Linked DNA regions of Mus musculus: region 2 is linked to region 1. A link is a loop called in an ENCODE intact Hi-C map of the cell type or tissue named here. Cell type or tissue: heart. All regions are shown on one strand. Each heading gives the region's core, and the rest is flanking DNA. Links, peaks and the distances in the headings are about the cores only.

What was found. Hi-C counts contacts between places; a loop is a spot of excess contacts. Peaks named below come from ENCODE experiments on the same cell type or tissue, not always from the same donor. Only the 100,000 strongest peaks of a DNase experiment are listed, where the experiment ranks them.
Region 2: it touches region 1 in a loop (2.6-fold over the local background); 6 of 42 quality-filtered maps call a loop at or near these places.

What each region holds. Positions count from the first base shown.
Region 1 is chr4:143,018,589-143,035,438 of GRCm38, forward strand. No RefSeq gene overlaps it. Among named protein-coding and RNA genes, the nearest start is that of Mir7021, 110 kb to the right of the region's middle. In heart, for the core only: CTCF peaks have their summits at 8,873 (motif pointing right) and 11,421 (motif pointing left); no DNase peak of the experiment used is centred there; H3K27me3 peaks cover 1,540 bases.
Region 2 is chr4:142,007,806-142,023,436 of GRCm38, forward strand. It overlaps Fhad1 (forkhead-associated (FHA) phosphopeptide binding domain 1), which reads right to left and starts at 3,846. Exons shown (of 32, transcript NM_177868.4): 1 at 3,740-3,846. The coding sequence starts at 3,832. 4930455G09Rik (RIKEN cDNA 4930455G09 gene) reads left to right here and starts at 10,093. Exons shown (of 2, transcript NR_131014.1): 1 at 10,093-10,325. In heart, for the core only: a CTCF peak has its summit at 6,972 (motif pointing right); DNase peaks (open chromatin) are centred at 7,246 and 10,096; H3K4me3 peaks cover 2,153 bases; H3K27ac peaks cover 2,956 bases; H3K27me3 peaks cover 3,115 bases.

The sequences.
Region 1 (16,850 bases), core at 3,959-11,958:
AAGCTCTGAGTCTCCCAGGGCTTCTTTACAATCCAGCAAACCTGCCCACCCCACCCCACTCTGAGCTTGGGAATGCCAGGGGTCGCTTGCCACGAATGCAAATCATCTCTCCCGATGGTCCTGTTTTCTTTACTATAAACCTGGAAGACATCCCAAGAACTGAGCAGCCATCCCTGGGTTCCCTAAAGGATGACAGCTTTAGCAGCCTTTGTTGAACTGCCTTCAGGATGCAAGCTTCCCAGGGGCAGGAGCCACCACTTAGCTACTTAAACCCAGACTCTCAAACTAACCATTTTCTCCACAAGAAATCACAGCAAGAAATGACCACCTTGGGGATAATAGAGTTGAGGGGGCAAGGAGGAAGCACCAGGAGACCTACAGTTCGACGGGAGGGAGAGGAAGAGGGAGAGGGAGAGGGAGAGGGAGAGGGAGAGGGAGAGGGAGAGGGAGAGGGAGAGGGAGAGGGAGAGGGAGAGGGAGAGGGAGAGGGAGAGGGAGAGGGAGAGGGAGAGGGAGAGGGAGAGGAGGGAGAGGGAGAGGAGGGAGAGGGAAAGGAGGGAGAGGGAGAGGAGGGAGATGAGGGAGAGGGAGAGGGACCTCTGGCCTCCTGGTTTCCATAGTTCCCATTCTGGCCTTTGGGGACCAGTGATGCACAGAGCCCTAAGAAGGATGGACAGGCTCCTTCATTTTCCTACCCCTTGGACATTTCAGGAAGCATGTGCTACAATACAACGTCACAAGCCTATCAGGAGAAAAGCAGCTGCTACCTGGGCAGGTGTGCAGAGCACCACATCTGGGCTTAGCATATAGACTCCTGCCTGACAAAGCCCCCTCTCTGGTCTTAGAAAAACTGGTCCTGAGATCTGAATTCACACCCCAGTCCCTGGCTGGTTTCGAAAGCAGACCTTCACAGACGCCATTCCTATACTCAGGATGGATTTAACAACTCTGGGCTCTACAGGATAACCAGGGAGCAAGTAGGTCACAATCCTGCTTCAGTTTTCCAGGTGGGGAGAGGGAGGCTCAGAAGTGAATTGACTGTGACACTGTGATGTTCCAAGGCCCCTTCATTTGCCTTCAGGCCACACAGTCTCCATGGCTACATTGCTTAATGCTTGTGGTTCCCAAGGGTGGTTCCCTTTATTGTCCCAAGACCCCTCTGGGTTGGAGGAGGATCTTCTGAAGCCTGGAAGTTCCTCAGCATAGTCTTTCCAATTCTGAAGGACCTGGTCCTGGAGCACGGCAGGTGCCATCTTTACCAGATCAACTGTGCCCACGTTCAAGAGTCTATCACCATTAGGCTTGTTGGTGAATGGCAGTCCCTCACAAAAGGAGTGGGTGGGGAGAGTCATTGGAAGTGGAGAGGGGTCCTGCTGGAAGGGCTAGGCACAGAGACTAGGAAAAGCTAACAGGAGGGTGCTCCATCTTGCAGTCTTGACAAGGGAGCTCCCATCCACACTAGCCACAAGCCTTCCTCTGAGGCTACTTTATGGTCATTGACCCTCCTGCCTGTAACCAATGCTTTACCAATGACCCTAATAAATTCATTGACTCCCAGGATGCATTTTGGCAAAGCAACAGTTTGGTTCGTTCTTGGGATCTTATGAGACGGGGTAGGCATTGCTTACAACTCCCCAGGAGAAAATTCTAAAAGAGACTCTTCCTTCCCTGCAGGGTGGCAAGAATGGGCACCTGGTCATGTGGCCACAGCAAGACATCTAAATACACACAGTATAGATCAGGGTGGTTTAAAATAAATTTTGAAAGCAAAGCATCATGGTATATGTCAGTCGTCTCAACTTCTCAGGAGACTTAGGCATGAAGATCTCTCTTGAGCCCAGGAGTGTGACACCAGACTGGATAACATATGGAGAACCTGTCTCTTTGCAATTGAAAGGGAAGACGATAAAGAATAAGGTGGTGGGCCATAAATTCCAGACCAGCACTGACCGTTAAAACTACAATGTAAGCTACATCTGGGACTTTATATTTTCTTGTATTTCTTAAAACACGGAAAGGTGCAATTAACTTTAATAGCCATTATTGATGCCATATAACTGAAACTAATCATGTTAGCACATTACTAATATAAAACAACATTAGTGTCATACTTTTATATTTACTTTTTCATTCCAATTCCTTAAAAACCCAGTATGTGGCTCTAACACCCACAGCAAGCACATCAGATGAGCCACGTGCTAAGTGTCAGATGGCCCGCATGTGGAGACAGGCTGCTGTGGGGAACATCTGAGGTTGGCAGTGGCCCATCCTGGCTACAGATTCTGGTTTCATTGCTGGCCTGTGTTGCCATGGCGAGGCCACACCAGCTTGTATACCACCAGTTTCCACCTCAGTGGTCCATACTCTTAGGCCAGGTCAGTGAACTTGGCTTCCCACACGGTCAGTCCTGCAGTACTCCTCCTGCAGAGCAGGTATGGAAAGCCACTGTTGTTGCTGAGAGCATGGAAGGCAGATAGAATCAGGTCAGGGGAAGCCCAGAGAAGGAGCTGTGAGATCCGCCCCGGTCCCTCACATTCCTGTCTCCTGTTTTTCACTCCTGTCACCTTTCCTTCCTGGTCCCCAGGCATCCTTCAAGAGCAACTCAGGTACCATTAGAGAAAGGGAGCAAGGAGAGAGACGGGGGTCCCTGAGGCAGAAAAAGGCGAGAGACAGGAGTGAAGGAAGAGAGGAACCAGAGAGGAAAGGGGCCAGACCAGAGTGGAAAGGGAGGGAAGAGAAGTGGGGTACAGGGAAAGCTGGCACTGCCTCAGAGGGTTAAGCACAGCTGCACCAAAGGACCCCATTGATAGCAGCAAGGGCAGCACAGATGTGGCTGCTCAGCTAACTCGGGGCGTTCTTTCTACTGTCCTCTACCGCCCCCTCCTGGACTCCAAGCTCAATAACCACGTTAATCAGGAAAGACAGAGTGAGGTTGGAAAAGCTCAGGAATGAAGAGTACTGTGCAGTTCCTAAGACCCCAGACAATGCAGAGTGGACACAGCTAATTTAAAAGACACATGGAAAAGCATGTAATTCCAGTCCTAGAGCTCCAGACAATGTGGTGCTGTGCTTGGCCTGCGGGTGGGGTGACAAAGGCCTAGCTCCTGTTCTAGAGGTTACACGGGGTGCGTCCCACATTGCTAGTCCTCCACTATGCCACTGAGCACCAGAATTATGCAGATCATGGTGCCGGGAGGAAGATGCCTTCAGGGAGCATGGCCAGAGCAATGCACAGTTGCATCTTCATGGTGCAAGATAGTGAGGGCCCCACCGATACCCCTGAAGGAGGCTCAGCATGCCAGTCCTTCTGAAGCAGCAACCATTAAGCTGACCATCATAGTGAAAACCACCCACCTCCAGCTGATGAGCACCAAACATGTTGGGAGCACGGAGATTCATACTTCCCTTCTGTCTAGCTTCAGTCAGCCCCAGAAGAGGGTTCATGTCCCACACTGTCCAGGGGTGACTTTGTGACTTCCTGAGGCCAGAACCACTATCTCTTCTTCAAGATCCTCCTACCTGTGGGTCCCTCTGCTCAGCCCCTCACACACACACACACCCCAGTCTACACTGCTTCACTTTCCACAGATGACGGCTCCATAATCCCACTGAGCTGAAATTATTTTAAGTCAAAAAATGTATTGGCTGTCCACCAAACATTGTCACTTAGCCCTGTCCACCTTCAACATGCTTAGAACTCTGTAGACCACACAGGTGAGCAAGCCCATGGTACATGAAATGTGTGTGTGCTCCAGAGAGTTCCTATATGTGCAGATGTTCATACACATCTGTGCACATTCATATAGGGCCAGAGGTCAGCTTTGGATGTTGTTCTTAAGGGATTATGACATATGTGCGAGGCTTCCAGATCTCCTAGAACTGGGGTTACAGGTAGTTGTGAGCTACCCTGTGGGTGTGAGAATTGAACCCTGCTCTCCTAGAAGACCAGCCAATGCTCTTAATCACCGAACCTTCTCTCTAGCACCTTGTATTATTCTTTTAACATCCCTTTCATTTCTTTCTTCCATAATCTGTATTATTTTTTTCTACCTACTGATTTGGGATTTAACTTGTTCTGCTTTATCTAGGACCTTGAGATAAATTATTAAGTTGTTTATTTAGAATCTGGCTTTTTAGATATTTATTTAATGTATGTGTGTGTGCATATGCACTCATGCAGTCATGTGCCCTCTCATGCACACATGCCATGCTGCACATGCAAAGATCCAAAGACAAGAGTCGGTTGGTTCTCTGCCTCCACCAGAACTCAAGCCATCAAGGCTTGGCTGCAAGTGCCTTTACCCTCTGAGCCATCTTGCTGGCCCAAACATTTATTTTTTAACATAATCACTCATAACTATTTTGGGACTCCCATTGCTGTAAGTTAACCATTCTGATAAGTCCTTTTCACTTTCATTTTATCCCAGGAATTCTTTCAATCCCTCCCTGATTTTTCCAAAGACCCCATTGTTCATTCAATCACATATTGTTTAGTATAGTGTATTAGTAGTTTCTGTTACTACTGATATCCAAATGTGTTTCATTGCAATCTGATAAAATTGAAGTTTTGAAGGTTTGGAGAGTTTGTTTTGGTTGGTTGGTTTTGTTGGGAGGGGTTTATTTGGTTTTGTTTTGTTTTGTTTTGGGGTTTTGGGGAGGTGTTTTTGCCAAGTCTTGCTCCATTCAATGTTCTGTGGCCAGCTGCATGTGTATCCACAGCTATTGGGTAAAATATTCTGTAGATGATTTGTAAATACATTGGATCTATAGTGCAATTTAACTGAAAGAGTTTTGGGCCTGCATTATCTATTTGGGTTGAAATCCCACACTATAATATCCAGACCTATCAGTCCCTTTACTTCTAGCAGCGCTACTTCGTAAGATTGATTTTGTCAATGTTTGTTGCATACACATTTATACTAGTGATATCTTCTGAATGGGTTTCCCTTTATCAACAAGCAGTGGCTTTGACTATCTCTGATTAATTTTGTCTGCAGTTTACATCACCAGGTCTGAGGGTAGCACCTTCTGGTTTTTTATAACTTGCCATCTTGACTACACCCATTCACTCCGTCTGTGTATGTCTTTGCCTGTGAGGTGTGTTCTCTCACAGAGGATGAGCACTTAGGCTTTGTCTGGCTCTTTGCTTTAGGTTTGTTTGCTCAGCCTGCTACACTGTATCATTAAGTTGCTTACTTTGCTTTAGGTTTGTTTACTCAGCCTGCTACACTATATCATTAAGTTGCTTATGGAGAGGGTTCCTGTGGTTCCGTTGGCCATGTTTTTCAGGATTGGTTCAAATACTCTTTATTCTAATCTATTCGAACTTGACCCCTAGTCTACGGTCTTGGATATGATTGAGTATTTCCTAAATCTCACTTATCCATTGATTCTTCCCATAGAACCTATTCTTGCCTATGTTGCCCTGGCTGAGATAACTGATGATCACAAACTGCTTAATTTAGTGCTTGCCTGATGAGGTCTTTATTTCCTTATCAATTTTTAAAGATCACTGGATATAATAATCTCTGTTGGCAATTATTGACTTTCAGGGCTTAAAATATATCACTGCATGAATTTCCAGCTTTTAAGGTTTCTTGGTGTTACTCTGATGAGCTTTCCTTCCATCATTTAACGGTCTTTGTTCTGCAGTCTTGGCATTTTAAGTGAGTGTTGTAGAGTTCTTTTCTGTCTGTGTCTGTCTGGGGTCCTAATGGTTACTGTGCTTGCCTGTCTGTTTCTTCCCTAGGCTTGAGAACTTTTCCGCTATAATTCAATGAATGAATAGGGGTTCTATGCATTCATATTTCATCTCAATTCCTTCTTCTGGCTTCTTGGGTTGTGTTCTGAGTGTATGTGAGCCTCCCACATCAGTCTCCTGAGTAACACAGTAACACACTTGCACACAATTGCATCTGATCTAACCAGAATAGCTTTTAATTTATTTGGTTATAGGTTATTAATTATATAATAGATAGTAGTTTATGTATGGTATATTTTTGCCTTGGGGATCATGCAATCTGAGCAAATGCTCTACTATTGAGTCCTATACTGTTCTGCTATTAAATCACATCCCCAGCCCTTATGTAATAACTTAACATTAATTTAAAGGTTATTGAAGAATGAACAACCCTAATCACTATTTTTTTGAGCATATGTCAAATTGTATCAAGCTCTGTGGTCAATTAGCTAATTCAACTTTCACGTTAGGACGCGAATATTCTTATCCCACTTTACTGATGAGAAAGAGACAACCCCAAGAGGTTAATCAATCAGTTCAAGGCTGCAGAGGTGGCATGCAACAGGACCGGGATTAGAACCGGGGTATCTGATTCCAAAGCCCATGATGATGTATACTGTCTCGTCTGCCACACTCAAAGAGTCAGAGCAGGAACCTTTAAGCCCAGAAATTGGGGAGGGGAGGGGAGAAAAGAGAAAATGAAGGGGACATGAGATCCTTCATATAGGAAAATCTCCAAAGCATGGATGGAATTTTAAGAGAGACGAGAGGAGATAAGCAGCTGGTATTTACTTAGAAAATGCTATAATTGCTGGCATAATAGACTCAGCCATCAGGAGCTAGAGGCATCGCCGTCAACACAGCATCCAGCACAAAAGGACCAGTGTGCTGAAGATACGCCTGGCCCGGCTGGGAGGAGATGTGAGCCCCTTGGACACATCATTCATGCAAGGAATGACCAAGAACACAGGCAGCAACATCCCTGAGGAATCCCATCCCCCAAAACACTTCTCCAATACCTGCTACCCTGCCCACACCAAGCAGAGTGCCCTAGAGAATGAAGGAGATAGAAAATAAAAACGTATACTCCTCCTTAGCCCCCTTCTTTCCTCCCTCACTTCAGCTTCCAACCTGTGCTTAAAGCAGATTGATTCTCTTAAGAAGAGCCCAAATCTATTTCAGTTGACAGGTTCCTCTGAGATTTGGGTATCCCTGTCTGTTTGACCCACCAATCCCCACTTCTAATGACCACATCTCTCTCTTTGTTCTCTCTCTCTCTCTCTCTCTCTCTCTCTCTCTCTCTCTCTCTCTCTCTCTCTCTCTCTCTCTCTCTTTCTCTCTCTCCCCTCTCTCTGTCGCAGTACACACGTTGGGGGGTATCAAAGGATAACTATGGGAGTCACTTCTCCTCTTCTACCGTGTGAGTCCCAGGGATTCAGCTCTGATCATCAGGCTTGGCAATGAGAAGTCTTACACACTGAGCCACCTCACTTGCCTTAAAGACCTTTGAGAATATCCCTTTTCTTTGTTTTGTTGAGCCAGAGGTCTCACTATGTAGCCAAGGCTAACCTCAAATTCATGGTATGTAAGTGCTAGGATTATAGACATGCACTACCAGGCCTGGCATCTAAGGAATCAGTAAAACAGCTGTGCAGACCCTGCCAGGCCCCTGCTTCCTTTAGCCCAGTGGCTTTCAAGCTTCCTAACACCAAGACCCTTTAATACAGTTCCTCCTGTTATGGTAAACGTCACCATAAAATTATTTAGTTGCTCCTTCATAACTGTAATTTGCTATTGTTATGAATCATAATATACATATCTGATATGCAGGATATCCCCAAATATGGATATGTGACTCCCAAAGGGTCATGACCCACAGATTGAGAACTGCTGCTTTAATATCTTGTGATGGGCTAGAAACATGTCTCCACAGGTGAAGACATGTGCTTGTGTCCAAGTTTGTGTAGCCTCTGGATACACATGGTGGAGAAAAACCAACTTCCAAAAGTTGTTGCCTGACCTCTGCATGCATGTCATTACATGTATGCACAGACACACACACACACACACACACACACACACACACACACACACATGCACACACGCTAAACAAATAAATATAATTTCAAATTTTTTCAGACATCTTGCTGACATTGATGTACATTGTGATATACAAGTCTCTGCAAATGAGCTCTGGTTTGTCTATTTTACTGTAGCTACAACAAGACCACAACAGTCCACCTACACAAACATTCTCTCTCCCTCCCCCGATTCATACTCACTCTCCCCACCCCAGCCCTGGAAACCTCCAGAGCCTCCATTCATGTCCTCATCAAGTGAGAACTGCACCCTCATCTCTGCCCCTCAGTTTTCTCATCTAGACAATGGGTGCTGGAAAAGCAAACCGAATCCGTGCAGACAGGAGCAGGCACTGATGCTGAGTGCAGGAGGACCCTAAGTGGCCTCATAGCTCAGTGACGTTCAAGTCGCTCAGCATCCTAAGTTGCTCACACTCTGTGTTGCAGGCAGTCCTGTCAAGGCATGTCTCTGAGGCTCCCCGAATGGCTGCTTCCCCTGACTCTTGCCCTCATTACGCGTTTCTCCCATATACGCTCCTTTAGTCCCACCTGCCTCCTCCTCACTGTCCCCCAGGTGCCCCCAGGGCCTTTGCACCTGCTGTTCCCATTTCCCAGAATGTTCTTCCCAAAAATCCACCTGGCTTCCTTCTCCGAAACCCTAAGTGTGGGGCACACAGTAGGACAGGGGAACATATCTCCTTTGTGTGTCGATCACTCCAACATAGAAATTTTGATCCCAAGTTTGGACCAAGTTATCATCAGAATTGTTGAGAAGAGGCAGGACAGGGAGTCCTAACTTACACCATTGAAGGTATAAACTGAAGTTTCCTCTGTATTGTCGGGCCTCGGAGGAGCTAGCAACAAAATCCTCTGACACATGTCCAGCCATTAGCCAACACCTGCAAATCCATGTGTGGAGCTACACCCTTCCGAGTGTACTCAAGGGCTCACAAAGACCCAGAGCAGCCCTGAGAGAAGCCCAGCTGGCTTGAGAAACAACCTGGACTGCTCTTGGTCAGTGAGGCATCCACACTATTGTGCTATGAACACTAGAGGGCGGTGGAGCTGCACGGAGCGTTTTGAAAAACCTGATTAAGGGTCTGAGTTTGTTTCTGATAGCTGGGAAGATGCACCTCAGAAGAGCCTGGAGGCTGACTCCAGCGTTGCCAGGATATAGCTATAGACACACACACACACACACACACTACAGTACACATAACATGCATCAGGTGACCTGGACTAAAACCCTGCTCCACCTACCTATGTAACTCTGAGCAAAGCTCTCGCTGCCTCAGTTTTCCCCTCTGCTCTCCTTGAAGAGAGTGCATGAGAACTAACTCCAGTCTAGGGTACAGGGCAGAGGAAAAGTGCTTAGCACACATATGAGGCCTGGGTTAATACCCCAGGTTCCTGCCTACCTGCAGGCAGTTCAAAATAATGCTGAAGAATTCACAATGAGGTTTAAATGAGAAACCTATAGGCTCATGTGTATGAACACTTAGTCCGCAGATGGTGGCGCTATAATGGAAGGTTCTGGAACCTTAATGAAGTGTGCCACTAGGGCCTTGAAGTTATAGTCTGGATCCTCTTCCTGCCTGTCCTCTGCTTTCTGACTATAGGTGTGAAATGACCAGTTACCTCACATACCTGCCACCATCCCTTCCCACCATGACAGATTACATCCCCTCTAGCTGTAGCCAAAAGAGGCCTTTCCCGCATTGAAACTGATTTTTGTCAAGTATGCGCTCCCAGTTTTAAAAGATCTAACATGCACCCAGTGTGTCATCAAGGGGTTGGTATCCTGGTGGTCTCATTCATCTTTGTTTAGTTTTATTTTGATTGGTATGTCTGGGTGCTTTGCCTGAACATGTGACTGACCACATGTGTGCAATGCTCAGGAACCCAGAGGAGGGCGTCAGATCTGGAGTCACGGATGGTTGTAGGCTGTCATGTGGTTGCTGGGAATTGAACCAAGGTCCTCTGGAAAAGTAGCCAGTGCTCTTAACCATTGAGCCATCTCTCCAGCTCCATAGGTGAGAGGTGACAATCAAGGCTAACCATCACATATAGAAAACTGAACAGAGTGCCTGCAGCTCGGGAAGGGTGTGCATTGGCCCCTGTGCTCCATGGCGTCTATGTCTAATGAAAGGCTGATTTGATGAGGTAATCTCCTCAGGGGAGCAGGAGGAATTGAATGTGGTCAGGTACTATAGAACCTATACAAAATAAAAGACTTAGGGGCAGATGAAGTCAGAAAGGTACAGGAAGTGGTGCTGTATAAAAGGACAGCATGTGCAAAGGTCCTGAGGTATGCGAAGGTGCTACCATGTTTAGTGCCACCCGTAGGACTAACTTGATTGATTCCAACATGCCTGCCCTATAAGGATTCACTGTAGTGGAACATTGTCTGGGCTGTGCTGGGAACTGAGGATAGACACACCTTGTTTCTTGTCATCCTACAGTCTGCTTCTCGTAGAAAGTGGCGCCATAGTGCTGTTTTTAATGCATTCGGGATGCTGTTGCAAAACTGTCACAGACCGAGTATACTAGGGTAAAGATGGCATGAGTGTGGGGTCACAAGCTGGTGCACAAAGCCCCAGCTCAGGGGATGAGTTGAATGTGGAGAGAGGCTGTGGTGGGTAAACCGGTTCCGTATTGAGAACCTCCAGGGGACACAGCTGCAGTTGCCTCCCTTGCTTGTGCTGAGCAGCAGGAGATGGCTTCTCCAAGAGATGCCTCTAGAAACATCCACAGATCTCATCTCACAGAGGCAGCGCCACACCCAGGAGATAAAGTGCTCTGTATTAGTCAGTTATTCACTACTGTAACAAATGCCTGAGATAAATCAATTTAAGAAGAAGAATGGTGGGGCGTGGTGGCACGCACCTTTAATCCCAGCACTTGGGAGGCAGAGGCAGGCAGATTTCTGAGTTCAAGGCCAGCCTGGTCTACAGAGTGAATTCCGGGATAGCCAGGGCTACCCAGAGAAACCCTGTCTCAAAAAAAAGGAGAAGAAGAAGGAGGAGGAGGAGGAGGAGGAGGAGGAGAAGGAGGAGGAAGGGGGTTTATTGTTGGGTCCCGGGCTTCAGTCTGTAACCAACCAGTCGGGGTGCTTTGGGCCTGTGGCGTCATGGTGGGGACACATGGAGAGGACTGGTTCACTTCAAGGCCAAGTGTAAAAGAAGAGAGGAAGAAATCAGAATCTCACAAGGCCACTCCTCCCAGCCCCTAAGCCTCATGCTAGACCCTGACTCTTCAAGGTTCTATCTTCTCTCAGTGCCATCAGGGATTGAAACTAAATTCAACACTCTGGGGCCATATTGGGTCCCATCCACAGTGCCAAACTGACCATAAGCCATGCTTTCAAACTGTTCTCTGCCATTCCTGGGCATAGACTGTGATAAACAGAGTGGGAAGGTGAGAGAGAGGTAGTGAGGGAGGCAAGGAAAGAAAGATCGATTGAAGGACTTCAGGCAGAAGAGGGGGAGTCTCACAGTCAAGACTGACAGCGTATGAAGCAACACCCGCACCTCACACAGAAGCTCCAAGGAAGGAACTGACTTCTGGGGAAAAGGGGCAAAAGCAAACAGTGGTGAGCTGGCGCCCCCTGCAGGCTCCTGTGGCATACTGATACACATAGATAGGTAGGTAGGGGCTGGAGAGATGGCTCAGTGGTTAAGAGCACTGCCTGCTCTTCCAGAGGTCCTGAGTTCAATTCCAAGCAACCACATGGTGGCTCACAACCATCTGTAATGGGATCTAATGCCCTCTTCTGGAGTGTCTGAAGACAGCTACAGTGTACTTGTATACATACAAGAAATAAATCTTTAAATAGGTAGGTAGATAGATAGATGCATGCATATGAAATAAATAATAAATAAATGGATGTAAATTCTCAAGAGAACGCCAACTTCTATCATCCAGCACAGAGAGGCAGCCAGCATTTCACAGCCAGATAACCCAGGAGGAGGTAAATGTTTAAACAGAATGGAGTACTCTGTGTACTCAAAGTATGAGGCCAGGGAGCTCCCAAATTACTTCAAGGGTCCTAGAGACATAAAACACAAGTGGGAAAGAGACGAAAGAAGGACAGTACCAGAGAAAAGCAAAAAGAGAACGGAGAGAAACCCCACAAGTTCCGACGGCCGACACGTCTCGTACAATGACTAAACATACAAGTCACACACACGTAGTTTTACATTCTACATGTGTTCATATGTGTGTGCTTGTAAGGTCAACCTTGGCTGTCATTCCTCAGACACTATCCACTACCAGTGAGAGTTTTAAGCCAGGGTCTCTCCCTGAACCTGGTGTTTGCCAAGCAGGCTGGACTGGCTGGCCAGCAAGGCCTGGGAATCCCCCTGTCTCTACATCTCCAGCTCTGGGAATAGAAATCACCACGCCTGGCTTTTTTGCATTGGTTCTGAATGGAACTCAAGCCTTCATGCTGGCACAGCAAGCATTTTACCAGCCAAGCCATCTCCGGAGTCTCAATTTTACATTTTCCTGACAGCTGCTTGCAGGATAAAGAGACAGAAAGGGTTTGTTTCAATAATAGATTTTTAATAAGACATTTGCCAAATATTTCAATTTCAACACATGATCAATCAAATCAAAACACTGAGACGTCTTCTATTTCTCTGGCGCCTGAGATACATGATGTACAGCTGGGATCGGTGGCACCGGCCTCTGAAACCAAGTACTCAGGAGGGCTGTAAATCCAGAGCTTTCTCCTGCGACACAGGAGAAAAAGTTCAAGGCTGGCCTGGGCAATTTAGTGAGACCCTGATCAAGATGAAAGATAACATATGGACTGGAATGTGGCTAAGTGGCAGTGCCCGTGTAATGCGACTAAAGCCCTAGGCTCCAAGGTAGGAGAAATACAAACTGGCCCAGGACACAGTTCTTCAATAAACTCCAGAAGGCAAGGCTGGAGAGATGGCTCAGCAGTTAGAAGCACTTGCCCTCGCAAAAGGACCCAGTTACCAGCACCCACAATAGGTGGCTTACAACCACCTGGAGCTCCAGGTCCAGGGAATCTGATGCCCTCTTCTGGTCTCCACAGGCACTACACTCACATACACATAATTCAAATGACAATATACCTTTTAAAACAAACAAACAAACAAACTTAATTTGTGAAAACAGACACACATTCCCAAATATAATAAATAGCTCACTTGCAAGGCAGAATTAAAGTTTTAGAAACTTCCAGAAGAGAAGAAGAAGGGTTCCCAACATGGACACAAGAGTCATATTGCAGTCAGAATTACTGGCACAGGACTTACGTGGCAGGGCTGAGAGTGACTGGGAATCACTCTGCTCAACCAACTTGTCATTTTGAGGTAAGCACTGAATTTGGACATGAGCTCACTCGGTCTATCCTGGGGTCCTTTCAAAATCTGCACAAGAGCCCTCTTCATCATTGGCCTTGGCCTGTAGCCACGCTTGGCTCATAGTTTAGTTTTTTTTTAATGTATTTATTTATTTTACATATGTTAGTACACTGTAGCTGTAATCAGACACATCAGAAGAGAGCATCAGATCCCTTTACAGATGGTTGTGAGCCACCATATGGTTGCTGGGAGTTGAACTTAGGACCTCTGGAAGAACAGTCAGTGCTTTTAACCCCAGAGCCATCTCTCCAGCCTGGCTCATGGGGTTTTAAGCAACCAACTGGGCTTAAAAAACAGCTCCAGCTTTGAGAAGTGAAGACGCCTTCAGACTCAAGCACGTGTCTCCAGTCTACAGCCCATGCTGGCTGCTTGTGTTTGACTGCATAAGGCTAAAGATAACCACGAAAGCCTTTGAATGCAAGGTCAATAACTTATTTATTACAAATTAGGGGGATGGGTAGATAGCTCAAGGCAGTAAAGTTCGTCACACAAACATGAGGACTTATGTTTGACCCCCAGAAACCGAGTAGAAAGCTGGTCATTGCAGCACACACCTGTAACCCCAGCACTGGGGAGGCAGATGGCAAGCAGCCTAACTTGCCTGGTGAATTCCAACCAATCAGAGAGCCTGTTTCAGAAAGCAAAAGGAGCAGCTCCTGAGAAACGACTGCTGAGCTTGACCTCTGGCCTCTACATGCACACAGACACACATACAATCACATGCATACATGCATGCATACATACATGCATATATACATCTATACTCACACAGACAAGTGCATGTGTACACACACATGTATATACCTATACACAGACAAGTGCACATGCATACAATGTGCACACACACATGCATATACATACATACATACATACATACATACATACATACATACATACATACATACAAACACAAGCACATATACACATGATGAGAAACACTGACGAGTTTGTAAGTTTGTGGGTGAGGCTGTTTTGTTTTGGTTCTGTAGCTCAATCACAGGATTTTAAGTGTGGCTTTGTGGATGACAGCATGGTATTGTAGTATCAAAAGGTCGGAGATATTGCAGTCACCCTGGTCTAGAAGTGGCCGTGACCTCCACATCCAGCACATGTCGGGTGAGAGGAGAGGTGACCTCCTCCCAAGAGCAATAGTGGTAAACTGCAGTCCCATGAGCCAACTGCCTGTGGTATTCTGGAAGCTCTCTGCTCCCCCACCACCAGCAGCCTGTTCTGTGGTCTCACCTGAATCCCTCAGCACAGGCAGCTCCCTACTCCCAAGGCAGCCTCTTGTATCCATCACTGTGCAACTGTGGCTATTGGATACCTTTCCATTGAGCTCAAACTGGGTCTCTGGGTCTCAGGATCAAAGAAGGGCATGATCAGAGTGAAAACTCACAGCTAATGTCAGTTCCGTGCCCTCATTTCAGAAACGAGGCAGTGGGGTTCCAAAGGAAAAGCAGGCTCCACAGGTTACACTCACAGCTGTAACACAGCACACATCACAGGTACTCCAGCCTTGCAACACACACACACACACACACACACACATACACACACACACACACACACACACACACTCACACATGCACGTGCACACATGCAATAATATCAAAGAAAAAGGTTGTCTATTGAAGAGTTGGAGGAGACATGGGAGGGCCTGGAGGGAGGGAGGGAAAGGGGAAGTGAAATAATTATATTTTAATTTAAAAATTGTTCTTACTTTCTAAAATGTATAATAATAAGGAACCAAATAAACAATTGTGCTAAGTCATATGATAAAATGCATGTAGCCAGCTATAACTTTCTTAATTGGGGTGGGATACTGTCTCTGCATCATGGTTCAGAGCCAGCTCCGTAAGATAAAGCCTACAGGGCTGACATGCCCCATGAGGGGATTGGGAGGGCTATTTCTCCCAGAAGACATACTCTCAGCTGCCCACCCTGCCTCCTTCAGTTGACGAGGCCAGCACTGGATATTTGGGGTAAAAGAAAGAGAAGAGAGGAAGGAGGGTGGATTGGGGAGGAAGGAGAAAGAGAGGAGAGGGGGCAAGAGGGAGGAGAGAACACATCCCTCCAGAAGCTTCAGAAAGCTCCCACGCAGCCAAGAAGCTGCTGGAAAACCCTATCTGCATCCAGCAGACCTCAAAGTAGCAGCGATCCTGCAGGCCTGCAGGAATCTGGGTTAAGACACTACCCTTTGATCACAGCAACCAGGTCTGGCCTGGTTTGAGGTTCCCCTGGGAAACAGTTACCCAAAGTACCCTACTGATAACAACACAGCTTAGAGAGAAGGGAAGGCAAAGGGGAACAGGGCATGGCACGCCTTCCTTCTGGGAACTCTGGGCCTCCATTTCGCAGGGACTACTCATTTTGGAGACATTCTACAGGGCAGAAACAGGAGGCAGAGGGTGTTGGGACCTGCCCAGATCCTTACGGCTCCACTGTCGAGGTATAAATAGCCAAAGACATATCGGCAAATTGGAACTCAACCCAGCTGTTCCTATGGCTTCCATTAGCACAGGTGACACTGCGATGCCTGTGTCAGGGGTAAAGCCACACACTTTAGAGAGAGAGAGAGAGAGAGAGAGAGAGAGAGAACAGAGTTTGGCAGGCAGAAAAGTCTGGAATAAGAAATCCCACAGAGTCCAGGCATTGTCACTTTCTGGAGGCCAGCAGCAGCTCTCTGTTCCTCCTTCTCCTCCTGGGGTTTCCTGTTCCTCCCATCACTCAGCCACCAGAAGACCTCACAGTGGGCAAGATCCTAAGAACTAACTCCAGACCACAGCTCCTTTGAGAGTGAAAGTCACATGGCTAATAATTGTTCTGGAACCACAGACAGACCTTGGAGTGGTCCTAAACTCACAGGCAAATGTGCTCGTCCAACTACAAGCCAGATGTGGCTCCTCTTACTGTGTTGAGTGTGTGTTGGCTCATCTTAACTCCATATACCACTGTCCATTTCACAGATGAGAAAGGCAAGGCAAGACCTAAGATTTGGACCCATGCAGTCTACCTGCAGGTCCCATGATTGTCACCAGTAGGCTATGCCACCTGTCTGGGAGCCTAAGTATACTCTCTGATAGTGTCTGGTTGCCCCAAAGCTGGGCTTTATAAAGCCACGTACCATACTCTACCCTCTGCCAATTCCTTGGCTCAGGGGATCTCCCCATGGCATTGTAACTGCTGCTGCCAATCCCAAACACACACACACACACACACACACAGAGAGAGAGAGAGAGAGAGAGAGAGAGAGAGAGAGAGAGAGAGAGAGAGAGAGAGAGAGAGAGAAAGAGAGAGAGAGAGAGAGGGAGAGAGAGAGAGAGAGAGAGAGAACAGAGTTTGGCAGGCAGAAAAGTCTGGAATAAGAAATCCCACAGAGTCCAGGCATTGTCACTTTCTGGAGGCCAGCAGCAGCTCTCTGTTCCTCCTTCTCCTCCTGGGGTTTCCTGTAATGTCACCATCACAGAGGGCAATTCATCCCTTCAGACACCCCTGTAACACATAACGCTGACGTCATCCCCACAGCCAGCCCCAAGGGACTGAGGAGACATCTCAGTTGGAAAAGTGTTTGCCTGCAAAATGAGGAACAGAGTTCAATCCTGGACACCAGCATAAAAGCCAGACATGGTTGCCTGC
Region 2 (15,631 bases), core at 3,073-11,072, 1.0 Mb before region 1:
TGTGTGTGTGTGTGTGTGTGTGTGTGTGTGTTAGGGAAGTACCATTGGACGCCAGAAAAAGTTGGAACTGGAGCTACAGGTGTTTGTGAGTCTCATGTGGGTGCTGGGAACTGAACCTGGGTCCTTTGGGAAATCAGCCAGGGCCTTTAAACTCTAAGCTGTCTCTCCAGCTGCTTCTTCCCCCTTCCTTCCCTTCTCCTCCTCCTTTCCTCCTCCTCCTCCTCCTCCTCCTCCTCCTCCGTAGTGTATTCGGGTCTGTGTGGTTCTGCGCACATGCGTACTTGCTAGGTGTTGGATCCCCTGGAACTGGAGTTACAGGGGGTTGTAAACTTGTGGGTGTTTGGGTTTTCTATTAGCAGCCTGCTCTCTTAACTGTTGCGCTGTCTCTCCACCCTGGTGCCTTCCATTTGAGTGAGGCCAAGGACACTCTATGGCCCATTATTTTTATGTCAAATGCCACTCAGTTTCTGCCTGGGTAATAACTCGTCTCATTAGCTGCCTTTCCCAAGCAGCCTCCGGGCTCCACAGGTGCCCCCTCCTACCCCTGAGAATTTCTCTCGGCCTCATTTTACGAGATCATCGTAATGATCACGGTGTAATTTACTCAGCACTGTGTGCCAGGCGCCTGGTAGCCTTTCCTCACTCGGTCAACACAAGAACCCAGAAAGGTACACAGCTTACAGATGGGAACACACGCTTACCGCCACACAGCCAGGAAACGGCTCAAAGAGGTTTAGGCCCAGATCTCTGTTCTCAAAGCCTGTGCCTTCTCAAACCTTTATGACTTTCTAGTCTTAGAGTTGGTTCAAAAAGAAAGATCCCTGGGGCCCAGCAGGTAAAAGGGCTTGTGATGTCAGGCTGGGCAGATGAGTCCAATTTCTGCCACCCGTGTGAAGGTGGAAGGAGGGACCCCACTCCACCAACTCCACAAAACTCCCTCTGATTTCCACGTTTCTCCCCCCCCCCCCCCCCCCGTTTTTGAGACCGGGTTTCTCTGTGTATCTCTGACTGTCCTGGAACTTCCTCTGTAGACCAGGTTGGCCTCCAACTCAAAGACCTACCTGAGTTTGCCTTGCAAGTGCTAGCTAGGATTAACGGCGGCGTGCACCACCGTGCCTGGCTTAAAGTCTCTCAATATGCTAAGAAGAAATACTGCTTCTTTCTCTTGGTTTTCCCACTGTGGGTACTGAATGGGTTTTCTGTGCTCTTGCATGGGGATGGTCATGTAGGAGGCCATGCAAAAGGGGGTGTGACAGCTGATTTTGATGGTCAACTTGACTCGATGGGGAAAGCTAGCCCTGGGCCTTAATGAAGCACACCACTGGAGAGTATGGGATGGTGGTTTGCATGGAAGTGCTAAGACTCCAATTCAATGATTGGCTTTGTAGTAAGATGGGATGACTAGGGTAGTGGTGGGAAGTGGGGGGGGGTGTAGGGGTGAGACCTAAAAGGAGGAAGCAGGTCACTGGGTCATGTCCTTGAGTTTTATCTGCCCTGGTGTCTTATACATTCCTGCTATTTCCTATCTGTCATGAGGTCTGCAGGTCCTCTGCCACACATTCCTGCCACCATGACGCTCTGACCCCACACAGGGGCCAAGTTCCAATGGAGTGAACCCTCCTGCATACCATGCACTCAGACAAGGTTCTCTGTTGTTTCTGTTGGCTGTTTGGTCCTGGCCGTGAGAAAAGTAACACAGGAGATGTGGTGAGCTGTTGTTAAATTGGAATGAATGTGTTCTAAGATTAGGCGAACTTTGCAGAAATGCTAACCAGCCTGCTATGTAATGGCAGGATGCTGGATGCCCTCTCTCTGGAATTAGAAATGAGACAAATAAGGAGATTTATAGGTTTATACTGCCTCTGTCACTCTCAGTACTTAAAACCACACAGCTGCGGATGGCATTCGCAGCTGGTGAGGCGAGGGAGGCCATCTCCTACGCCGCTGGTGGAGAAGAAAGCCGCACAGCGGCGTTGGACAAGTTTGGTGGTTTCCCTGGGTACCATGCAGACATTTCCATGTGACATGTGACGCTACCATCACATACCCAGGCTTTCATGCCTACTCAGAAGCTGTGTCCAGCACGCAGCACCGTGCTGAGTAGATGCTTGGTAAACTCGGCACCGTCTAGAATCATCTTGGAAGAGGGACCTCAATTGAGAAAATACCTCCGCATCAGATCTGCATGTGCACAAGCCTGGGGGCGGGGCATGCTCTTGATTAATGATTGACGTGGAGGGCCCGGGCCACTGTGGATGGTGCTGACCCCGCACAAGGTGGTCCTGGAAGTGTTTAAGAAAGCAAACTGAGCAAGCCAGCAAGCAGTAAATGGGTGTCCCCTATGACGTCTGCTTCAGGTTCTGCCTCCAGGTTCCTGCCCTGCTTGAGTTCCTGCCCTGACATCCTTCAGTGATGGACTAGGCTGCAGAAGTGTGAGCCAAGTAAACCCATTGCTCCTCGAGGTGCTTTTGGTCTTAGTGTTTGTCAGAGCAATTGACAGCAAGCTAAAATGAGCAGCTATTTATTTTACTATGCTGACCCCAAACTAGAGATAATCACCGTTTCCAGTATATGACCGGCTAAGCAAACGGCACCATGTCTGTACCGTGGTCTGCTACTCAGCAATAAAAAGAAACAAGCTAGCAACCTAAGTGCATCTCTAGGCCTGAGGGAAAGGGAAACCAACTCAAATCAAACCCTGAATCACACACCGTATGATTTAATTAAAGTAACTTTCCTCAAACAACAGAATTATCGACGTGGAGAAGACAGTACTGGTTTCAGGGCTTAGGGGTGGTTGTGGGAGGGGCCACTGTAACTAGGAAGTGGTGTCTAGATCTCCGGTGGTGAGCTGTTTGGCATCTTGGCTTCTGCAAATGAATCTGCACCCATGATAAAATCATGGGTACCTACCCTCCACAGGCAACCCCTGCTACACACATACATACGGCCCGTGCTCTGGACTGCTTTGATGCTGTTATACATACATCACACTAGCATAACCACCCAGGAAACAGTGTGAGGGGCACACTCCGTCTCCCTTTTCAAAAAAAAAAAAAAAAAAAGCTTATTAAAGGCTTGTGGCGCAAGGTTTCAGGGAAGCTAGCTCCTCTGCTGTGGGAGGCCCCATCCCACGTCTCTCTAAAATATTTTAGCCTGCTTGAATATTTAAAGAGCTTCTGAGTCTCTGTTTTCATTATTCATCTCTTTCTTCCACTTCCTCAGCTGTCAGTGAATTGAGGCTTTGGACCACCAAACCACAGCTCGTCAGAAAATGAAGTTCAATTACGAGAGACTACGGCTAAGCCCAAGGCTTCACCTTGGAGCTTCCTGGGCTCCAGGGGCCCCTTAGAGCCAAGCTATGGAAAGGGAAGGCCTTGGAGGGGTGTTGGAAAAAGAGACCCTTCCCTGGGCACATGGTAAAGAAGAACACTTCAATGTACTTGCCCCGCGCACCCCTTCTAAGCTCCCCCAGAACGCTGCTTCTGGACAGGGGGGCAATTTGGGACCTGTAAGGACATGAGTTTGTTAACTAACAGAAGGCCCATCACCTTCCGATACCAAATGCCAGCTCCCCTCTGCCATCGGGAAGATTCCTGCATGGATCTTGGCTGTCCAAGGACAGAGTTGGCTGCTTGCTACCTGTGGCAGTTGGGCTTAGGGAGACTCAAGTCTACCTCACATGGAGGAGAGCTGGGGGGGCGGGGTGCATGGGACAGGCGTACGCCGTGTACCTCACCTGTAAGACGAGGTCTGAATCTGCATGCTTGCCGATTGTGGTGCTTTTATTCAGGACAAAAAAGCCATCAGCGCTCTTCAAATACGCTTTCATTCTTTCTGATTTCCCTACAGGAGGGTCCAGAAAGGGTTTGGTTAGAGAAACACATTCTAAGCCTGAGTGGATGAATTGGGGTCTCCTGATGTCATGGAGTCCTGAGGGAGAGGGAGACAGGGAGTGTCCAGGTGATGGACTAGCTCTGTCTTTTGAAGGTCATCTTTCCTAATAGTGATCACTAACAGAGAAGCATTGAAATATGATAATCAAATTCAAGGCATTTTTCTCTCTCTCTCTCTCTCTGTAAATACACAAGGTAGTTTAATGGTGGAGCTCCGGGTCGAAAAGTATCTCATGCAGGAGACAGTGGATTCGACCATGAGGCTTGAAAGCTATGGGTTTTTTATAGAAAAGGGTCTGGGGCTGGGGGAGGAATTGGCGCGGTTTCACATGACTGGTCCATTTAAACATCAGCAGAATGTACTCTTTTTTTTTTAAAAAATAAATTTATTTATTTATCTTATGTGAACATATATGTGCTTGAGGGTATGTATGTGCACCAGGTATATGCAGGGGCATGCAGAGGTCAGAAGAGGGCATCAGATCCCCTGGCATTGAAGTTACAAGCGGCTGTGACCTGCCATGCCACCTGGGTGCGCAGGTCTGAACCTGGGCCCTCTGCAAGAGCAGTAAGAACCTCTAACTAACCCGAGTCACCTCTCCAGAACCTCTAACTAACCCGAGTCACCTCTCCAGAACCTCTAACTAACCCGAGTCACCTCTCCAGAACCTCTAACTAACCCGAGTCACCTCTCCAGATTCCCGATGTTTTTTCTTAACTAGAGAAACAAAACAGAGCTCCAAATATCCCAACCACAACCCAAATGTCACAGACAGCGGCTGCCCCCTCCCTCGGCCTTCTTCTCCGTGACACCCACTGCTCGTGACACCCACTGCTCGTTTTTGCTTGGTTATGACCCAGCGCTTACTAGTTCAGACACTGCGGGTGAGTTACTCTCTCCCAGGTTGCCTGGCAACAACAGACTCCATCAGCTATTACTGATGCTAAGTTGGGCCTCTTACACTCCAGGTCAGAGACCCACAGGCTCCCAGTGAGTTCAAAGCACCAGGAGTCAGCCAATGGAAAAAGCAGGCTTCAACTGATTCTTGCTTTGTAAGTTGCTGCACTTCTCCATATACTGAAATTAGGAAAGGATGCTTTCGATTTTTATTTTAAAACTGTGTGTGTGTGTGTGTGTTACTGAGATATCTGTACACCTCAGTAAGCATATGGAGATCATAGGACAACTTGCAGGCATCTGTTTCCTCCTTCCGCTGTGGGTGGGTGATGGGGATCAAAACTCAAACACACCTCCCCAGGCTCCTTTGGCAAGTACGTTTACCTGCTGAGCCATCTCCCTGGTCCAAGGACTGACTTCTAAAGGCAAAGTACGAAGATGAAGGATTCTATGTGATCAGGACTCTGCACAGATTCCCTCCATCATCTTATGAGGAAAATGTCGAATATACGGAGATCTTTAAAGTGGACAGAGAGCCAGATGTGGTGGTGCGTGCCTGTGACCTGGCCCTGGGGAGGCTGAGACAGGAGGATTGTGAGTTTGAGGGTAGGTGAGGGTACAAAGAAAGAAACAAAAGCGAAGAGAGCCAGAAATATGGCTCAGAGGCTAAAAGCACTGTCTTCTCAGGTTTGTAAAGGGCTCAGGTTTGATTCTCAGCATCCACATGGTGGCTCACGGTCATCCATCACCCAGGTTCCCAGGGATCTAATCCCCTCTTCTGACCTTTGTGGCACTGAGTGTGAACAGTGCTGCCATGCCCCCACCCCCACCCCAGACACATCAAAAGAAAGAAAAGGAAGGGGTAGAGGTGTAATTCCTCTGAGCTCACTACCTGGAGAGTTTGCTAATATTTTTGTCATCATTCTTGGGTTTGGGGGTTTTAGACAAGTTCTCAAGGTAGCCCAGGCTGTCCTCAAACTCACTCTATAGCTGAGTATAAATGAACTCATTTTCCAGTCTCCTTCCCGGTGCTATGATTATGGGTGTGTACCACTGTGACCAGAATGCCGTGTTTTCTGTCCCTCCCACTCATCCATCCCTACTTCTCTCTTATAACACACACCAAATAAGTTCTGCACAGGTAAAAAAAAAAATCAACACTTCAGTGACATCCGACATTCCTAAAACATTGATGATAATGTATCTTTCTGTTTTAATAATAACCGAGCTGCATCCAGGCGCCCGGGAGACATCTCAACGCCAGGTCTAAGAACAAGTCCTCATTTTTGTTTCTTCCGAGAAACTTCTGGAAAGCAGAGTTACAGAGGCTGGAGATAGAAACGAAACCCCCTCTAGCTGTGACAAGGACACTCAGGGTCTCTACTCTCCATCACCACCCTGTACTGAGCCTCATCGGGGACAGGCATTCAGGGATGACCCTGAACGTCTCACTCTTCTGCCTTGACCTCCTGGGAACTGTGTTCCCAGCACACCCACCTGCATGACGGACCCCAGAGCTGATGCAGGACAGACAAGGCATGGGGAGGGTCTAGGAGTCTCTGCCTTTATTCCCTCCCTTATCAGCTTCTCGCTTTAGGGTGAAATCTTGGGGCCCTCTGCCATCCTGACAGTTTGGGCCACTACTTCATCTCCTAAGCCAGGAGCTTCTTCGACAGGCAGATGGAAGTCCTCTGTAAATACTGAAAGGCCAAAATGATACCTGGAAGGCAGCTCAGCTCTGGCTGGGGAGGACACTACCTTTCATTCCCTCCCTCTCTGGGATCAATCCTAGACGGAGCTTTGGAAGCTCAGCCTATTTCTCTCACTGCCTTGGTTAGGTGGTGTTTCTCCACCTTTGTCTAGTCCTGTACAGTCCCCCATCTGCCTGAAAGTACTGTATTCATTTGAGGGTGTTAAACTGTGTTGGTTCTCTCTTGATACTGTGATATGAGCCAAACAGCTTCCGTCAACCATGGATTAGAGATGGGTTAGAGGCAGACTTTGGAAGATATATTCTGATGAGGGCTACTTAGTGTGGGAGCCAGCTGTACATTTTCTTTTGAGTTATAGCTGGGCATGTGAGGTCTGGTAAGGGATCTCTCTGCCCGCTGGTGGATGACCCCCTAAGGGAAAGAGTCCCCTTCTAATTCCAGCGGCACCAGGGGGCGATCCTGGGGCCTAAGGGATGTGGGATGCGTCTGGCGACAGGGTGTGACTGCACTTAAGGTGGAATGGTTGGTGTCTGAACAGTGCCCTGTAACAGGAGCCTGTATTGGAGAACTCCGGGCAGGGACACGCCTCCTATCTTCGCCACTGCTTTCTGCCAGTCATCCCTGGAACCGCACTCACCTGGCAGGAGGAGGAAGCTGGGGCTCTGTTCTCCTCCGAGAGCCCTGCGGACTAGGAGCTGCTTGCCAGACCCAGGAAGAGGCGGCCCGCCGCGCTCTGCCGAGTCTCCAGCTTGGCCCGCGCCCCGCGCGACTGCCCGGCCTGTGTACGTGCGTCGCCATGACAACGTGGCGGGCGAGGTCAGCAGGTGAGGGGCGTGGCCTTGCGGGGGCGTGGCCGCATGCAGCGTTCTCTCTCCTCTTTCTCTCTCTCTCTCCCTCTCCCTCTTTCTCTCCCGCCCGTGTGTGTGTGTGTGTGTGTGTGTGTGTGTGTGTGTGTGTGTGTGTGTGTGTTTGTGTGTGCGCGCGCGCGGGTAGGAGTCGGGTATGACTGTATTTCAGGCAACCCGAGGACGCCTCATTTCCTAGAGGAAGAAACGAGGCTCAGGAGCCCCACAAGCTTTTATAACAGTGTGATCAAGACGTTGTGGAGAGGGTGTGGTGACAGGTGGGTTGGGAGGTTGGAGAATCTTGGAGGTCAGCACCCAGTCTTACCCACTTCCTCTAGGGTGAGGATGGTGTTGGGTGTAAAGTGAACTAGCCAGACAGAACCGGGATTCTTTCTCTGTGCTAGGGACCAACAGTTTCCAACTTCACAGCCCCTCCCTTCCATCATTGTCTCTCCAAGCATTGCCAGGGGCCCTATACACATCAGACTGTGACTCCAAACCTGACTTGCCTGCCCAGTGGGCACAGGGCAAGGATGTTCTGGGAAGACGCACCTCTATTCGCATCTGTATGCAGACATCACCAGTAAAGATCTGTTCATACTACAGGACTCAGCGAAACCTGGGACCACTGCCCAGGGTCGACTTTCTGCATCCTACGTGGCTGCCAGCCATCTCCAGTGAAGGAATGCTAAGCTGTCAGCTCAACTGACTTTCAGATTATATGGAGCATTATAACAGCGTTTCCAGGGCAGAGGAATAAGGCTTTTTCCTTAAACAGTGGGAGGGTATCAAAAATACCGCCTTAGAAGAAAATATCCAAGGCTCCGGTGTCTATAACCAACTTGTTTGATTGAGTTCTGAGTGGCTTGGAGGCAGGGGATGGGGACCCACAGACACACTTAAGGGAGTGACTGCAGCAGCGGGGTACTGGAAATGTCGGTGACATTCGTAATTTCTGAGAAATCGCTGTCCTTTTGATTGAGAATGAAGCTTGGAGACAGAGCAGGGCCGGGGGTGTGGTGGGGGGCAGGATCTGTGACTGCTGACTGTGACAAAGGTGTGACACAGTTATGTGTTTAGGAGGAGTCAAAATTTGCATTTCTGCATTTTGATCTTTCCTGGGCTAGAGAACATGACCCCCTTTCTCAATGCTTGGCAGCAGCCGTGGGCTACAGCTGTCTGTCACACCCTCACTGAGGAAAATATCGTATTCTGCATAATGGGCTCTATTGCCTGGTGTTCCACAGGTTAAGTGTACCCACAAGGCATTTCTGCTTACACTATCCCCCCCTCTAGTGTGCAGGTGTTCCTTCCTGTGGATGTCTGTGCCGACTTGCATGTATGTCTGTATGCATGTGAAAGCCAGAAGACAACCTTGACTGCCATTCTTCAGGAGACAAACCCCCCCCTTTTTTTTTGAGACAGGGTCTCTCATTGTTCTGGAATTCACCATAAAACTGAGACAACTGGTCAGTGAGGCCAGGGGCCCCTGTCTGTCTACACCTCTCCAGCGATGGGATTACAAGCTCATGTCCCCGAGTTTACAAGCTGAGGTCACAAGCTCATGGTCCTATGCTAGCTCAGCACTTTGCTGTCCTATCTCCTGAGTTGGACATTTTCAATTTATTTCAAGCATATTGAATCATAACCTGTTTGTAAAGCAGGGAATATCGATAGATGAGTGATAGGGGAAGGGTCAATTCTTAGGCACCATAACTGACAGCTGTCAAAAGAAGGATATCTGCTTGCTACCTGCTACCCCGCCCTCTGGGCAGAGACACCGTCTAGGGAGAAGGGGCCATCTCAGGTCTGCACCCCTCCTCCAAGCTGGGGAGCCCTCAGCGCCCTGTTCTTCCCACTGCATTCAGAGTCTGACTTCTCGCCTGCAACTTCAGCCTCCACAAAATCTCATTGCTCCCAGCCACCTCTCCTGGCTATCCTTGTCCCCTCCTTGGAGACCTCTGGATGGTCCCCCTTCAGTCCCTGCATTCCAGCAGGAGGTGAATCCCGGCTTCAGCTCCAGCCAGGAGAGCTGTAAGGCTTCATGGCTTGGATCAAAGGAAGTGACAGGTTGTGTAAGCTGATCTAGAACCTCCCTCCCAGGCCTGCGATGAAGTCAGTCTCCTGATGAAGTCAGTCTCCTTGATGCTCCCAGAGCCTTGTTGAGTCAATCATCGATATTACCCATCGCATTTCAGCTCCAATAGGCAACAGATCCTAAATGGGACCCCAGACCGGGACCACCATGGGGACCCACAGACTGTGTGGAACCGGATGGTAACAAAGGTCTTTCTGTTCCCCCAATGTCGCAGGTTCTCTGGGCAACGTCTGGAGCGTGCTACATTCATTATCTTTTCTTTTATAAGTGAGTGAGTCAGATTTGAGGGAAATGAGAAGGTGGGAGCCACTGGGATGGGGAGAAGAGTGGTGCCCCAAGCAGGGGTGTACAGTAGTGGGGAGCCCAAGCTTTTTGTTGTTTGGAATAAGTTATGCTGTTTTAAGCAGTTTATTTATTTGCGGGGGTGGGGGAAGGGATGCTTGCCACAGTGCATGGGTGTGGGGTCAGAGGCAGTTCAAGGGAGTCAAATCTCTCCTCTCACTGTGTAGGAACCCGGGGTTGATCTCAGGCCATCAGGCGTGGCCTCGGGCACCTTCATCAGCTGAGCTATCTCAGTCGGAGCCTGGAGCCTTTGTGGGCTTCTTCGCAGCTGACTGATGACGTCAGCTTTAGCCGCTCTGCCACTCACAGAAGCTATGGGCCCCAAGGGAAGGAGGCGTGGGGACTGTGTGCCCAGGGAGATTAGGAAGTGAGAACAGATAACTCGCCCACTTGTGACCGATGAGTGAGCGACGCCCAGTCCACTCGGGCACACAGTGGCTCTCTGAGGAACGTTTCATGGAGGTGCCCTTGTCTCCGTACAGAAGATTCTAGAAGGCTTTGGGTGTGTGTCTGTCAGTGGCAGAGCCGCTTCAGGTGAGAAAGCTTGTTCCAGGCAGCAGCTTGAGGTGACCTCACCCTTTGTCACCCCTCACCTCCTGGAGGATTTATGGCATTGCAAGGATGCTCTCCCGGTGCCTTTGTCATCTCAGAGGTGCAGATGTGGGGCGTGAGGTGACTGTTTTGTGTCATTCCTGGCTCTAACTTTTCCCTTCCTTCCCGAACAGGTTGGTTGGGGCCTCGCTGGTCATTTTTTTTCTCCTCAGGTTTCCTCTGAATCACTCCATTTGGACTGATGGCATCCGGTCTCCTCCCCACGCCCAGCAAAGACTCTCTTTCTCTCTGAGAACAATCGCTCTTTTCTCTCCAAGCCCTGGTCCACCCTCATCTTTTACCCTGTCTTCTCATCTCTCCTGGGAACCGAGTATTGTTCAGAAACTTAAGCCTCAGAGATAGTCCTTTCTAACCCAGGTCTGAATTTGGACCAGTCAAGAGCTGAGAGACAGGAATGATCCCCGGTCACTGGGTTCCAGAAGCACTCATTGCCCTGTGGGACTTGGAACTGGAGTAGAGAAGGGGGGCTGCGGCCTTGTTCTTAAATGACTCCCAACACTCATGTTGAAGGCTTCATCTCCAGTTCATGGTGTTATTGAGACGTGGTGGGAATTTCGGGAGGAGCATGCCCTTAAAGGGAGTCTCTCTTCCTCCCTCTCTCTTTTCTTCCTCCTCTCCTTCCTTCTCCACACCCCTTCCTTCCTCTCCCTCCCAGCCATCACAAGCTGTGCAAACTGACTTTGACACATACTTCATGCCTGATGTTCTGCGGCTTCACAAGGCCAAAACATGGGGCCTGAAACATGTCGGCTGGAACCAGTAAAACCAGGACCACAAACAAACCTTTCTGGTTTGGTAAGCTGGTAGTCTAGGTTGTTTTCTAACATCGAGGAAAAGATGGGGCACACAGGCGAGACAGCCTTCTGCCTCTAGGGTCTGATGGGTCAGAAGAGGAGAATTCCACCTGAGTCTTGAAGAACTTACAGGATTGCGGGATGCAGAGAGGGAGAGAATTTGGGAAGGTGGAGGAAAAAGCTGAGGAGACAGAGGGTGGGAGACAGGCTGGGTGCGGCAGGATGCAGGAGGCAGGTACTGGGACTCAAAGATGGCCCCTGGTCAGCTCAAGTCTGATGGTTTTCATATTATAACAAAAACTTCTTGCAGCATGACAGAACCCAACAACAGCATGAACTGGGTCAGCATGAGAACAGACTCACTGGTCACCATAAACAGATGTCATGAGGTCTTGCCGCTCTTTAGCTCTCAGCAATTGTTCTGACCCCAGATGGAATCTCGGGAGGGTGGTTACCACAGGGCAGTCATAGCTCCAGCCCTTGCATCCTCTCAGCTTTGAATCCCAGAGGGAACCGTGAAGTTCCCCTGCCACCCCAGGCGCCCTACTGAGAGGATCCACCTGAAGATCTCGCTGCTTCTCAGTGTCTCTGATTGGCTCACATGCCATCCCTACAGCTAGAGATGGAGTCTCAACTGCCACAAAGAGACCGAGAGACTGGCCTGAGACTGGTAAGGACAGGAGGACCTGAGTTCGAATTCCCCACGCCTGTGTAAAGTCTGAGTGTAGTGAAGGAGGCAGCCTCTAAGGAAGAATTGTAACTTTGTGGCATTTACACAAAGGCCAATGTGGGCCAACTATTTTTATTTACTTTGAAAATCTGGATTTATAGATTTTTTAATTTGTCTTTGTGTGTCAGGGCACAGGCCAGAGAATATTCAGGTGTTCTGTCCCATCTCTTTCTGCCTTTGTTTGTTTGTTTGTTTGTTTGTTTGTTTGTTTTTGATATGGGGCAGGGGGGGTCTTTCTCTTTGAGTCTGGAGTTCCCAGAAGGCTAAACCGGAGGCTAGTGAGTTCCAGCTACCCCACTGCCTACACCCCACTCCTGAGCACTGTAATTATAGGTGCGCCTAGCCACACTGGACTTTTTTGTTTTTTTATTTTAACATGATCACTGGGGACCGAAACTCAGGCCCCCCATGCCCGGACAGCACGTGCTCTTACCCACTGAGCATCTCCCCAGTCCTGGATGCATAGACTTCCCCTCCCTTGGAGAACCAGATCATCTGTTAGACTTTCTTCCTGTCTACCGAGCAATAGTTTGCTCCAGCCTCGGCAAGACCGCTCTCTGCACACACTCAGTGCAATGCACATATTAGCATTTCTTTGGGTTCTGCAGGGGCTTGTGTTTTTTACTTCTCAATTACCTGGATTGCACAGAGTGACCTGTTTCTCTCCACAGAAGGGAAATGTTCAAAGTACACGTGTCCCATGGAGTTCTCCGTCAGGACCCACAAGCCCCTGAGGTCAAATGCCTGGGGGGGGGACCCACAAGCCCCTGGGGTCAAATGCCTGGGGACCCACAAACCCCTGGGATCAAATGCCTAGGGTGGGGGACGCACAAACCCCTGGGGGCAAATCTCTGGCCTCATTTTTTGTTTGGTTGGTTTTTGTTTTTTCTTCCCTATTTTATTGAGAGAATGGGGATTGAGCTCAGGACGTACAGAGCAAGTCTCTCCCACGCTTCACCATCATTATCACGTGACTATTAGTGCTGTTTTCCCTACAGGGTCCTTGGGTTCTGCTTCCAGAAGATGGAAAACTTATTTAAAGCCCTCCTCATCCCCAGTGGGTAGAGCTCTGTGATGAATATTGGTATAATATGGGCATTTATCTTACATTTTAATTAATTAACTTTGTGTTGTGTGTATATGCATGTGTGATCAGTATAATGTATGTGTGTATGCATATGTAGGATGTACGCATGTATGTATACTGTTGTTTGTATATCTGTGTATAGTGTATATGTACATAATTTATGTACGAGTAGGTGTGCATATGTGTGAATGTGTGTGTGGTATGTGTTGTATATGAGAGTGTATGCAGTGTATGTATATGTGTGTGAGCGGCTGTATATAGTTTGTATGTGGTGTGACCATGTAGTATGTTTGTACACATCTGCCTTTGGGACTGTTTGCCTTACAAGGAATTCGGTTTTTATTGCAAAACCTTTGCGGCTTAATGAAAGCAGAGAAAGAGTTCAGCCCTGCTGTGCCCGTTGCTCGTCTTCTACATTTTCCCAGCATGCCCTTTTTATTATTTTTTTATTTTTCTAAGGTAATTTAAAGCCAGCTAGGCCACTTCTCACTGTCACTTCCTCACCAAGAGAATCTCTCTATTTTTCCACTCCGTTCCCTTGTGAAATTGTCACATTTAATCAAGCTAACGAGGATCCGGGAGCGCCTGACTTTTGGCTTAGGCTAGTTCCGGTTCTCTACTTCCGGTTCTCTAAGCCATCCTCTTCCTGTTAGAATCATGCGCGCCAGATCCTCCTGCTTCTGCCTCCTTCCGCAAATCCTACCAGCCTGAGCCACCAGAACCAGCAGTACCACGCTCTCAAAGCTAAATTTGGTTCTGGTATATCAGAAACCTCTTTATTCTACAACAGTATTCTCACCCCCACTTTTTTTTTTTTTTTTTTTTTTTTTTGAGGAGGAGGAGGACCTCACTATGTAGCCCAGGCTGGCCTCAAAACTCCTAATGCTCCTTTCTATGCGTCCCGACGGCTGAGGTTGTAGACTGCTCCCACACCACCCATTTGCTAGAGAGTCTGGGTCTTGATCCTTGTGGTTGGAATGAGAAACTTAGCCCCACAGGCTCATGTATCTTAACTCTGGGTCACCCATTTGACGAAAGCTTAGGAAGTGGAGCCTTGCTGGAGGAAGTACGTCACGGGGCGGGGCTTTGGGGTTGTAGACCTGGTCTGGTTTACTGATCTCTCTCTCTCCTCATGTTATGTCAACAACACACATCCCCTCAGCCTTTCCTCTGCCCCTTACACATTCTCTCAGGGCTTCCTCCGCTTGCCTCATGTAGCCCAGGCTAGCTTCAAACTCACCAGGTAGCCAAGGATAACCTTGAATTTCTGGTTCTCCTGTGTCTGCCTCCTGAGTGTGGAGAATTACAGACATCCACTACCTTGTCTAGTTGATGAGCTGCTAGGACAGAACCCAGGCTTCATGTGTGCTAGGGAGGCACTGTATGCACCGAACTACCCTGTAACTCTAGTTAGTCTACTTAAAACATTCTTTTTCACATCTATTTATTGTGTGTTGGGGTAGGGTGGGCAGAGAATAGCGTGCAGAGGTGTGTGTGGAGGTCAGAGGTCAATTTGTAGGTGTTACTTCTTCCCTGCTCCTACCAGGGATTGAACTCGGGTTTAGTAGGCTTGGCAGCAAGCACCATTACCTGCTGAGCCATCTTGCCAACCCAGTTATTCTATTGTTAATGAGGCCAAAGTTGGTAAGTGGGATCAGTGATGACAGACTGATGTAGCTATGCTAAAGTCCTCATCAACTCGTTTGTTTGTTTGTTTGTTTGTTTTAATAACCTTATCTTCATTTTTAAATTGTGGTAAAATAACACACAGTGTAACATTTCCTGCTTTCTGTGTTTTAAGAATTTATTTTGGACTGGAGAGATGACTCAGCAGTTAAGAGTGCTGAACCCGTTGTTCTTCCAGAGGTCCTGAGTTCAATTCCCAGCAACCACACGGTGGCTTACAACCATCTATAATGAGTTATATGCCCTATTCTGGCATGCAGGTGTACATGCAGATAGAGCACTCATATACATTAAATACATACATACATACATACATACATACATACATCTTTAAAAAAAAGATTTTGTGCCGGGCAGTGGTGGTGCACACCTTTAATCCAGCACTTGGGAGGCAGAAACAGATGGATTTCTGAATTCGAGGCCAGCCTGGTCTACAGAGTGAGTTCCAGGACAGCCAGGGCTACACAGAGTAACCCTGTCTCAAAAAAACCATTAAAAAAATAAAGAAATGATTTTGATAACTTTTAATCACTTGTGTGCATATGCATATGCATGCATGCTTTCATACATATATGTATGTGCACAAGTGAGTGTGTGTGGGTGGGTGGGGGGTACGTACAGATGAGTGCAGGTTCCCATGGAGACAAGAGGGTATTGGATGCCATGGAGCTGAAGTCACAGGCAGGTTGGGAGTCACCCGGCATGGGTGCTGAGAACTGAACTTGGGTCCTTCGGAAGAGCAGTCAGTGTCCTTAACCACTGAGCCATCTCTCCAGCCTCTGCTTTACCCACAGAAGCATTCATTTACAAGCATTAAGTGTCCTTGTGTGCTGTGGGGAAGCCTTGTAGCACCGAAGCCACACCCCTTACATTCTTCCCGTTCTCCCCAGGCTCAGCACAGGCTTTCACTTTCTGCTTCTGGGGATTTGGC